Linked DNA regions of Homo sapiens: regions 1 and 3 are each linked to region 2. Evidence: chromatin contacts called from ENCODE Hi-C data. All regions are on one chromosome and are shown on one strand. The core of a region is the stretch at or near the end of the contact, and the rest is flanking DNA. Distances in the headings are between cores, read along the strand shown.

What was found. Hi-C counts contacts between places; a loop is a spot of excess contacts on that map. Pooled maps may share reads with other maps.
Region 1: a map of CD4-positive, alpha-beta memory T cell shows a loop between it and region 2 (5-fold over the local background). The contact joins the enhancer-like site here to the promoter of UBE2F-SCLY in region 2. A Hi-C loop is called at or near these places in 4 of 168 maps with a recorded cell type or tissue (B cell, CD4-positive, alpha-beta memory T cell, CD8-positive, alpha-beta T cell and 1 more), 6 of 37 single-sample maps with no recorded cell type and 14 of 50 pooled maps.
Region 3: a map with no recorded cell type shows a loop between it and region 2 (2.2-fold over the local background). The contact joins the promoter of RAB17 here to the promoter of UBE2F-SCLY in region 2. A Hi-C loop is called at or near these places in 1 of 37 single-sample maps with no recorded cell type and 9 of 50 pooled maps.

What each region holds. Positions count from the first base shown.
Region 1 is chr2:237,668,262-237,672,596 of GRCh38, forward strand. All of the region lies in intron 1 of LRRFIP1 (LRR binding FLII interacting protein 1), which reads left to right. Among named protein-coding and RNA genes, the nearest start is that of LRRFIP1, 43 kb to the left of the region's middle. Within about 2 kb of position 1,475, at least 19 of the 41 ENCODE cell types and tissues checked have a DNase peak (open chromatin) inside an H3K27ac peak, as active enhancers do.
Region 2 is chr2:237,965,636-237,969,755 of GRCh38, forward strand. UBE2F-SCLY (UBE2F-SCLY readthrough (NMD candidate)) reads left to right here and starts at 1,310. Exons shown (of 19, transcript NR_037904.1): 1 at 1,310-1,497. UBE2F (ubiquitin conjugating enzyme E2 F (putative)) reads left to right here and starts at 1,379. Exons shown (of 10, transcript NM_080678.3): 1 at 1,379-1,497. RefSeq lists a silencer at 1,423-1,602.
Region 3 is chr2:237,589,284-237,591,983 of GRCh38, forward strand. RAB17 (RAB17, member RAS oncogene family) reads right to left here and starts at 1,451. Exons shown (of 6, transcript NM_022449.4): 1 at 1,184-1,451. RAB17-DT (RAB17 divergent transcript) reads left to right here and starts at 1,877. Exons shown (of 3, transcript NR_187201.1): 1 at 1,877-1,984; 2 at 2,589-2,700.

The DNA of each region.
Region 1 (4,335 bases), core at 225-2,724, 300 kb before region 2:
CTTCATCTTGGTGTCCTAGTGATCCTAGGACATGCCAGCCTTGGGATTGAAAACAGCAGCCTCTCTCCCCAGGACAAGGCCCCGTCACAGCTGTCCCTGTGCCTGTCATCATGGCCCCCTGAAATAAAGTCTGCCTTACCATCTTCACAAAAGGAGAAAGAAAACACAACCCTCATGCTATGGTTCCCCGCCTTACCATCCTTAATGACTCCCATAGCTTCCGGGATACATTTTAAAGCCATATGATGGCACCAGGGGCCTCTTAGCCCCCTCCTTCCTGCCTCTCTCCCATGGGGGTCTTACACTCCAGTTGTACCGAGCTACTGAAGAGCGTTTCCCATCATTTTCCATCCTTCCAGCCTCAGTTCCCCCTCCTCCAGGAAGCCCTCCCTGACTTCCTCGGCTGGGGTAGGAACATTCACACTAGCTGCTTATTATCCTCACAGCATTTTTCCTGAGGTTTAGCTTACAAGAAGTCTTTCTGTTGAATAAATGAAGAAATCAGCAACAAGGGTAATTGTTGCTGAAAGAAAATATTTATTATATTAAACGTAATACATGTTTATTATAGAAAAATAATAAGGAAAATTCAGGCAATAGTAGAAAATAAAAATTATGCCTCATACTTGACCAAGCACAATACCTGTTAACATTTTGTTTATTTTTCTCCATTCTTTTATCTGTGACTTTTTTTTAACATAGTCTCAATTATGTGTCTCTAAATAGCGCATTTTTAAAATCTCCTTTTTTTAAGGAAAGAAATAAGCGTAACTCTTGTATCAAATGCTCTGTAAAAATGTTTTAATGGCCACAAAATATGGCTTTGAGGATGCACCATCACGTCCTCACTTCCGTATTGCTGGACACTGAGGCTTTTGTGTTTGTTTACTGCGGTGAATAGCATTGCAGTGAACATCTTTAAGAGTGAGGTTTTTCTACTTCAAATTATTTCCTTAAATTAGAATATTAGAAGTGCAATTTAAACCCCAAACCTACAAACACGGTTAAGGACCTGGAGCTTTGCTTTCCTGAAAGGGTGTATCAGTTTACACTTGCATTTGTGTTGTCTGAGAGTGTCTTGTTCATCACAGGATTAAGTACTGTGATTATCTCAGCTTTGTAAATTTGACAGCTAAAAACTGGCAGCTAACTGATTCTTAGGTATCTCAAGTTCTTTTTCAAATCGTCAAAACGTGTCTTAGAGTGAGTGTTGATATTTTCTTGCTGATTTGTGGATTGCTTATTAACCTTTTTCATAGTTGTTGCAAATATTTTTTTTCAGTTTAGATTAGGAACTGAATATCTTCCTCATGTCTTTAAAGAAATATGCCTGACCAGGTGCTTGATAACCCTAAACGGAGTTTCCTGCCGGGCTTTCTCTTGTATGATGTTGAGGCCGTCACGGTTTGTTGAGCAGAGGAGTGAGTGCTAAAAGCTGGAGTTCAGCAGAACCACAGTGATGCCTCCACCCCGGGTAAATGCTTAACCACACTCCTCCCTGTAAAAATAACGGTGTCATTAAACATGGACCGGCTGTTCCATGAGCTCATTCCTAGGAAACAGTGGCTGAGTAGCAGAAGCCTGACCGGTCTCCATTTCCGCCCAAATGTGGGATGTGTGCACGTGGCATAGAGCCTCGCACGTTGCTTTTGGGAGAATCAGCTTGAGTCAACTTCTGGCAAAAGATTGGGGCCGTCTTTGGACAGATTTGAATATTAGACACCATATCATCTAATGAAAACCAGCTGGGAAGAGTCAGTTTTCCTGTGTTCTTGGGCATTTGACAAATGGTGGGAGATAGTTCTAATTTTAGAAAGGAAAACGTAATGCATATTCTCATGATGATTTGTCAACTGGATATTTTGCAGAGAGGAAAACGTCTGAAATGTCCCAAATAAAGCTATCTGCTGTCATGAGAACACAGCTGGCAGGGCAGAAAGCAGTGTCGATCAACAGGAGGTCGTCCTGCACCGGGACGTCAGTGCCCCGACACCTCGGTGTGTCCCTTGGCTGTGTGGCCTTGGGCAGGTCACTGGTCAAGCCTGAGATAATGACATTGGTCTGCTGGGGAGCAGCGGCCCTAGGCCAGATGTACTAGGAGGCCCCTTCCTGGCTGTGATTTTAAGATGGAGGGGAAAATGTTTATTTGTTCTGTGAAAGCCAGGGGTGGGGTAGGACAGAGCCAGCAACACCGACAGCCCATCATGCTGAGCCAGAGGTCTGCTGAGCTGAATTGAAGCTGTGTCAACTACAGTACGTGCCTCACCGAGCCTCAGTTTCCACATTGGTGCTGTGCAGATGATAATACAGACTTTGCAAGGCTGTTGAGACTTACCTGCACTAAGACATAGAAAGTGCCCAACACAGCGCCTGCAGGGCCAGCACTCGGTGGCAGTCTAAGGAATGTCTGTCACAGCGCTCCCAGATGGCAGGTCCTGCCTGCCTGGGCCCAGCTCTGGCTGTGTGGCTCAGGACTATGGGACCTCTGCAGGCTGCGTCCCCTGCCTGCCTCAGTTTCTGCGTCTAAGCTAGAAAGCATGATTGTTCCTCCCCGTGGGGCCGTTACGAGAAGCAAGCACATGGAAGCGTGCCAGGCATTTTCCGAACGTCTGGAACATCCTCAGCGGCAGGGTCTCCTCCTCCCTCTCCTCCTCCTCACTTAGAAATATTTTCCCTGGGAGTCCCACGGAGGTCGTGAAGATGACAGAGGCTGCTGGCACTAACAGCTGTGTGGGGCAGCCCAAGCCCCTACTTTGAAAGTTCCATTCCATCCCTCGCATTTCATCTGAAGAGCGCTATGTTCTCCCTGGGGAGAACTGGCCTGTTGCATATGAAGAGTCCAGAGATTTTGAACAAGGGAACCCCTTCAGCTTCGAATGACCATTACCGTTGATGATCCCAGAAGTTCCCTTTCCAAGCAGTGACCCATGGACTTGTGTCCCTCGTGTGATAACCTGCACTACACACATATCCTACAAGTGTCCATAGTGGTTATAAGCTGCCACAGCCATACAGATCTGAGAGCCAGAGGCCTTCAAACCAGCTAAGGCTCTGAAACACTTCAACTCCACTTAAGAAAACAAATCGGAGCACATCCGTGATCCCACAAATGCTAATTTGCTTGTCACACATCAGAAACCCAGGAAGGCACAGAATAGATGCTCTCTTACTGGCTTATAGGTTGGGTACTTTAAAGTTGGAGACGTTTAAATCAGAGATAAACCTATTGTAACAATACATTTCATGTCATGTGAGCCTTTTGTCTTCCAGCAACTAAAGGGAACTGTGGTAGGATGAGCTGGGGTCACAGGGACAAGGAAGACAGGTAAGGGGACGGAAGCCGGGGCAGCAAGGAGTGGCTCAGGAGCTCTCACCCTGCAGTGGGCAGCTCATCACCCCTGCTCCCCGTGTCTGTGTCCCTTCAGGAGAAGCTGGCCAGGGACAGGGCCACCACTCATAGACAGCTCCTCAGCCTACTCAGCACTGCTTTATGTGTCTGTGTGCACACACGTGTGCATGCCTGTGTGTGTGCAGGTGTGTGTGTGCCTGCATGTGTGTGTGCACATGTGTGTGTGTGCCTGCATGCATGTGTGTGTCTGTGTATTCCTTTTGAAACATACTAGATGCCCTCTCTAAGTAAATCACATTTAACTGCTGTAACTAACCCGTCTGGCAACATCTTTTCTTAATGCTTTTTCACTGTTCACCGGGTTGAGGGTTTCTTTTCCTTATTTCCACTTCTGCTTCTTTAACGAAATTATATGACTTGATACAGTATCATTCTTTTCAAATTCAGTGTTTCAGTAAATAGTTCTTTTCAGCAGACAATTACTTAGGCAGAAGTAGTTTAACATAGCATTTGTCTCTGAAAAAAATGTTTTTTTTCCTTTCTGTCTAGATCCTTTAAAATATATAATATTGCATCATATACAATATTGGCCTGTACCAAGCACCTGTATCCAGAAAAGTAAAAAAGCTAACTGGCTTAAACCACAGCAGAACCTGCCTTGCTGGGTCACCTTCCTTCAGTTCCTTCTCATGGTTTCTAGAATTCCTTGAGCGCACACAGCAAGCTAGCTCTACAATCACTTTAGAGAGTGAGGATCGATGCCCCAGCTTCTTGTTTTCTTAGTGGCTTTTTAAAAAATAGTAGACAGTATATAGCTATCTACTGGCAATAGGAATCTCTTAAAATCAAGGTGAGAAATGTAGTTCTTTTGCAAGAGAGTCAGAGTTTTGTGTTCAATGAAAATTTAATATTTGAAAAATAAAAGATCTTAAAACTATTAGTTTTCCATTATGATCAGATGGCTCTGTCAAAATGGAAAGAAAGCA
Region 2 (4,120 bases), core at 60-2,559:
AATAGCTGGGATTACAAGGGCGCACCACCACGCCCGGCTTTTTTGTATTTTTAGTAGAGATGGGGTTTTGCCATGTTGGCCAGGCTGGTCTTGAACTCCTGACCTCAGGTGATCTGTCTGCCTCGGCCTCCCAAAGTGCTGGGATTACAGGCCTGAGCCACTGCGCCCGGCTGAGTTGTGTTCTTGACCAGTTTTCCTGACTCCATTCCCACCGACTCACTTAGAGCCAAAGCCTTTATTATTATTATGGGGACAGGGTCTGCCCTGTCACCCAAGCTGGAGTGCAGTGGTGCGATCACGGCTCACTGCAGCCTCAACCTCCTGGGCTCAGGTGATCCTCCCATCCCAGCCTCCTGAGTAGCTGGGACTACAGGCGCGCGCCACCACGCGGCTAATTTTTTTTTTCTTTTTTTGTAGCGATGGGGTCTTGCCACCATCAGGAGGCTGGTCTTAAACTCTTGGGCTCATGGGATCCTCCCACTTTGGCCTCCCAAAGTGCTAGGATTACAGGCGTGAGCCACCGGGCCCGCCAGCCTCCTTTAGGAAGAAAACCTGATAGTCACTCCACTGTTAGAAACCTCTCAGTGGGGTTTTTCGAAATGAAAGTCTAACTCCTTGTCTCTTTCTGACCGTTTCCATGCTGAACCTCATCTTTCTAATGGCCCACTCCTCCAGGGGCCTGCCTGACGCCCAGGACGGCCCCTCGTCAATCACACAGGACGCTAATGGGCGCGGGATGAATCTGGGCGCCCAAAAGAGGACAAGTTGAAATGGATTTTTAAGGTACTTTAAACACATTTAAGAGAGAAAAGAAGGAATAAAAGGGACATGACAAGAACAGTGGGGCCTGTGGGCGCAGCACACGGTTTGGGGTTGGTCGTGGCTTGCGTGTCTGACCGCCCGGTCTCCCTCACCGCCTGCACTGCAGGCTGCGGGGGCCTGTCCAGTCCTTTGCACTCCAGGTGCGGCGCTGGACAGCGGGAGCTCCAGCCACGGAGGCCGCTCCTTCAGGGAAGGATAGCCCGGGCTCCTCCGTGCCCCTAAACCCTGCAGACCACGAAGTGAACCCGTGTTGGAACCAGGTGCAAAACCCCCAGCCCTCCGGCGCTCGGGCTCCAGAGCCAACTCGGAATCCCCGCCCCTAACGCTACTCGCCAATCAGCGGCGGTTGCGAAATCCGTGCCCGCCCCCTGGCCGCGCCCTCTGCCAATGAGCGAGGTCCGAGAGGCCCGTCGCCCAGCCCAGTCCCGATCGGCGCACGCCGCTGTTCGCGTGTCTGGTTCCAAATAAAGTTTTTCGCGACTTTGAATTTTTTTTTTAAAGCGCCCGCTGCTGTCTCGGCTGCCGCGGGCGAGAGCGGCCGAGTCCCCGCCCCGCCACTTCCGGTCCCGCCGCCGGGAGCCGGTGCGGCTGTGAGGGGCCGCGTCTCGCAGCAGCCGCCCGGACCGGGCATGGTGTTGGGCGCCGGGCCCGCCTCGCCTGTCTCGGGGAGCCCAGGTGAGGAGCGACCGTGCGGCTCTGCGGCGGGGCGAGGTGCGGCCGCCGGTGCACGGGCTGGCCTGCGGGCCGGGCGGAGGGCGCGGGCGGTGGCGGGGCCGCCTCGGGCCCGCCGGGTTCCTCACGCCGGGGGCCTGGCGGGCGCGGGCACCCGGACGCGAGGCCGAGCGGCGTGAATGGGAAGGGGCCGCGGGCCGCGGGCCGCGAGCCGGGGGTCGGAGGCGGCGTCGGCGGCCGGGGCGCTGGCCTCGCCCGGCAGTGAGTGACCGCGGCGGCGGCGGCGGGGGACGGCCCGCGCCGAGCACCTGGTGTGAACCAGGCCCTGGGCCGAGCGTGGCACAGACCTGGCCGCGCTCACGCCCCACTCGCGGGATCGGCTGCCTGCCTTGTACGGAGGAAGCGGGGCGTCCAGCGCCTGGCCAAGGTCACCGGCCCGACGTGGCCGCAGAAACCGGGACTGGACTCCCGATCGGGGCAGGAGTCGCGCTAGGCCGTGAGGAGCGGGGGAGGTGAGGGGAGTGACAACTCGCGCCCGGTCCTCGTACCTGCAGCGGGAAGAGTAAGTATGGACGCTTACCTACAACTGGGGGCGGCCAGGCTAGTTTGGAAAATTTTTACCACAGCAAAGGAGACGAGGAAGGAAGGGCATCTTGGAACAATTAGTGCAGCAGAGTCTTGGTTCCAGACCTAGTTCTGCTGGTGTGTCATCTTGGGTGTGGCCTTCCCCTCCCTGGGCTCAGTTTCCTCATCTGTCACAGGAGAGAATTGGGTCCCCCCACTCTGCATTCCCGACCGCCTGGAAGTGGGGGCAGGATGGGTTGGAATAGCCAGAGAAAGCTTCTTGGAGGAGGAGATGTTGGGATGTAGGTAGGAATCTTCCCCTTAAGGAAGGGGTAGGATTCGTTTGTGAAGGGAAGGAGGGCATTCTAGACCTGGGTATCAGACTGAATAGAAGCTTCTGGAAATGAACAGGGTGTTGTGAAGGAACAAAGAGGAAACTGGCCTGCCTGGTGCAGAGGAATCCTGGCTGAGGAGTGAGATGAAGGCAAGGGGGAGCATAGAGGTGGGAGAGAGAGAGAGATTGAGAGACAGAATCACACCAAGCTTAGTGCTGTGGGGCTTGAGGACCCCCCACCTGGACATACCTGCCTTTCAGGTAGTAGGCAGTGCAGGAAGGGGCAGGTTTACTGCTGAACGTAAAAGGGGCTGGGCTCCAAAGATGGTCGGTCAACCAGCGTACTCCTGTGCCGAGCAGGAGGTTCCTGGGCACTGGCATTCTGTAGAAGAGTGGGATGTGGACTTTGTTGTGCCCTGATCGGGGCCCCTTTGGCTGGGGAAGTTGAGTGTCCCCTAGTGACCCGCAGTCCCATCCTTTATGCTTGGATTGAGACGTCTCCATTCGGAAGGAATTGTAAATAAGTAGCCCCCTCACCTTGAGCTGACTGGCCCCTGGTGTCCCTGCACAAGTGACATGGCCTGGTTTTGCCATTGCTTGCAGGGATGCTGAGTAAATATCACTTGATGGCACTAGTAAGTTGCACACCAGATGCTCTTCTCCGGGCTGTCTGAAAGCAGGTCCCACCCAGAGGAGGAACCTAACTGGGCCAATTACAACTTGTGGAATTTAGAAACTGAGAATGCTGTTCAGAACAGCTGATCTGTTACCGAAATGCTGCCTTAGAGCGTAATTTGCAGGAAAGAGGAAGTTTTGTTTTAAACCAGATCTTCAAGAGTTGAAGCATATTGAAGAAGGAAAAGAATTCTGAAGCAACTGCAGGTATTCAGCTAGCCTCTTGACAGTTTGAAGACTTACTTTTTGATAGAATCCTTTGGTTTAAATTTAATTTTACAGCTATGGCAACATTCCCAAATTAGGCCTTGGGTTTATTCTTAAAGTGGCGTGTGAAAATGATACACACGATAGAAAAATAGATGGTCACTATATTAGATTTCTTAGAATGTTAGAGAAGTACATTTTTTATTACTTTCTATGGAAAACAAAGCACCAGTGTTACATTCTTTTATATCTTGCAAGTCACAGACTTGAAGATAGTAAACCAGCAATCTGACTCTTCAGTGGAATTGAATGTTGGAGCGTCTTCTGCCCACAGAGAAGACTTCATCGTGGCGTGATTGGGGGTATAAAAGCGTTAAGCGTAGCCTGCGGGCTGTAGTGGTGCAGAAGAGTTTCTTGGTGGTTGGCCTTTGAGTGCATGAAGGATCTCTCTCCCCAGGCTTCCCTGAGCCTCCTTCAGGGAGCTGCATGTGGCCCTGGTGCTTGCTGTTCTGTGGGACTCTTCATTCTGACTTTCCTAGGTTACTGCCTGCTGAACTCATGTTCAAGCAGTTGTGCTTTTATTTTTCACTCTTTGCTTCATTTGCATTCCCAAGGTCAGCCAGAGACCTGGTAGTCCTTGTGTAGGGCATCTGGTGCGTCCAGCTGACCCCCAGGTGATGGATGGATGCACGTCTTGGTCCATTATTGGGTGACTCTGACGATGTGGCAGGACTGATGTGCTCGAGTCTGCACACGGGGCAGCAGACTTGGCTGGGAAGGGAGACACTGTTCCATGACAAGGAATCCTTGTGAGGGATTTTTGACAAGATCATTCCAGGTAGGGGC
Region 3 (2,700 bases), core at 201-2,700, 380 kb before region 2:
ACTCCACCCCCGTAATACAACCACAAATGGTATTTTTGCCTACTTCTAGTTTTTTTCTATGACTCCTAAAAACAAACCAAAACCCATAGTTTTAACATAAAATTATTATCCGATGGGTAAGAAATACTTAATACCAAAGGCAGTCTCACACATTGCTTCAAAATCATGTTTAATGGACATATAACATTTCTACAACTATCTCAACTTGCTGAACCATTTTCCTAATACTGGATTTTTACTTAGTTTTAATTTTTTCTCTGTAATAAGACTGCAGTAAACATTTTCTTATATAACTTTTTGTGTGATTGAGTGTTGTAAGCTTTCAATAATGAGAGGTTGGAGCCTTCTGTCCAAAGAGAAAATTAAAAGTGTGGCACCTGACCCCCACCTCCAGAATTTAATCAAGATGGGGTTATTAGTAGTGAAAGATGTTATTAGGTTGTTGAAGACAAAGATGTTTTCAGGAACACCATATTCAAGACTGGCGCTTCTCTAGTAATCTTAACTTGGGGCTTTTTAATCTCTTGCACCTCCCTTCCACTAAAGGGAAAAAAAACGGAGAGCAAATCCCACATTAGTCTTTTTTGCGGGGAAGGGGCCATTCCAGGGAAGGGTCTGATTGATGAGTCTATCGGCAACTGTGATCCTGTGTCACCCTTGCCTGGGGCCTGTGAAGAATATTGAGATTACGAGAGGTACACCTGTACATTGCATTCAGAATACAGCCATCTGATACAGAAAACACAATGTAGATTGTAAAAAGGAGTTTACAAGAAAACCTGACAAGCTTCCTAGATATCACTGGGTATTAAATTGGGAATGTTGATGTCATTTGAAATGGATTTCTTTAAGAGTTCTTCTCATTACCAGAAGTTTTTTGTGTTTTTTTTTTTCAAGACCTTAAAACCGGAACTTTCCCGAAGAAAAATGCAAATAAGAATCTCCTTCTGGGAATCCGACTTAGTGAGCCATCAGAAATCTGAACTAGGAAGTCTCCGCCCCAGCTTTGTCCTTTGATTATACACACATGGGCACATGCACAGACACAAACAAATACAGACATGGGTACAAACACGTGAGCACACACACAGACACACAGAGACTCACACACAGAGAAGCAGAGACACACACACACACAGGCAGACACTCCACAAAGGGCACAGAGGTTTAAACAATGACTCACCTGTTCCCCAGGCCCGGTCACTTGCAGGGAGCTGAAGAGCCTGTCATCACCAGTCCACAGCGTTGCTACCTGTCTCCGCTTTCTCCTCTCTCTGGTCCAGGGGAAGGTTTGCTTCCCTCCACAGGCAGGACAGGACAGGAGGAGCCTCTACTCCAATGGAAAACAGCCGCAGAGCAGAGGTCAAGAGCAGCAGCCTCGGACCAGAGCAATGCCCACTGGACCCCAGCGCCAAGGTCAGGCCTCTTCTCCTCCCAGAAGGTTTCAGGGCAAAGTCCACAGTGGTCATGTGGTCACCTGAGGCAGGGCAGGAGGCTGGACCTCAAAGCAGGTGACCCGGGAGCACCTGCGCGCTGCCGGAAGTCAAGTCACATTCCAGTCCTGCATTTCCTGGCACCCAACTGGAGCCCGTTTTTCAGCTTTATTCCGGGGTTTCACTTCCAGGATCTCACTTTGGCACAGAATGTTTTTCTTGGCTCCTTCCTTGGAGCTGTATGGAATCTTTGTTGCACTTGAAAAACCAACAGCCCAGAAGAGAAAAGAATATTCCGGTCAGATGAATTAATTCCTCCCACTGTCAGCTAGAAGCCATCCCTGGCTGAGCCCTGCACTGGCCAGAGGCAACTGAGTGTGAGCCAGTCCAGGGTCAGATCCTGGGCTGATGCCACCTGAGGGCGGGGTGGGGGCGTGGCCTCCGTGCACATGGGAGACTCCAGGTGCAGGAGAGGGGGAGGTGGACTTCCTCTTGGTCTTCCCAAGCCATGAAACTTCCTGGCTTGGTGGTAACAGAAGAGTCTCCTCCAGGTAAGATTTCCAGAGCCTCTGAGTATGGCTGGGGTAGCAGGGTTGGGCCTGAGGCTGAGGAGATGGAAATCTGTTGCCGTGAACATTACTCCACACAGCCAGTATACGGGAAGCCAGCTCACTTTATGTCCTCCAAACTCACCCTAACTTCTCGTTTGGGTCTCATCCCGCGGGGCTGCTGGGAAATAAGCTCCGCCACCACAGTGGTTCCTCCGCCCTGTGGGAGTGGGGGGCTCTTATGCTGGAGGGGGGACACTGGCCTGGACTTCTGCTGAGGCTCTGCCCCTCATCCCTGCAGGACGGACTAGCCAGTCCTAACACAGGACTAGCGTTGCTCTACCACGTCCAAGCCTCCTCTGAGATTCTTCCTCCATGCAACCACTTCCCCTGGGGCGTGGCCACCTCCCTGGAAGCCGCCAGCATGCTCGGCTGGGCCCCCGCACTCTGGAGGCTTGAGAATCTCTCTATTTTTGAATGACGTCCTTATCCTCTGCCCCCAGGCTGGTAACCAAAGGTCTGGGGGTGGTGACGTGCTGGGAATGGTGTAACTCGTGAGATGGAGGCTGAATGTGGAAATACATGAATGTGCTTCTCTTCTCTCCAGTTCCCTTGAAGAATCCACCTTCCTGCAGGGTTGGGGGAGCGCAGAATGGGAGGAAGATACAAATACCAATTTTATAGCAAGAATGCAAAAAGAGGCCAGCGCGGTGGCTCGA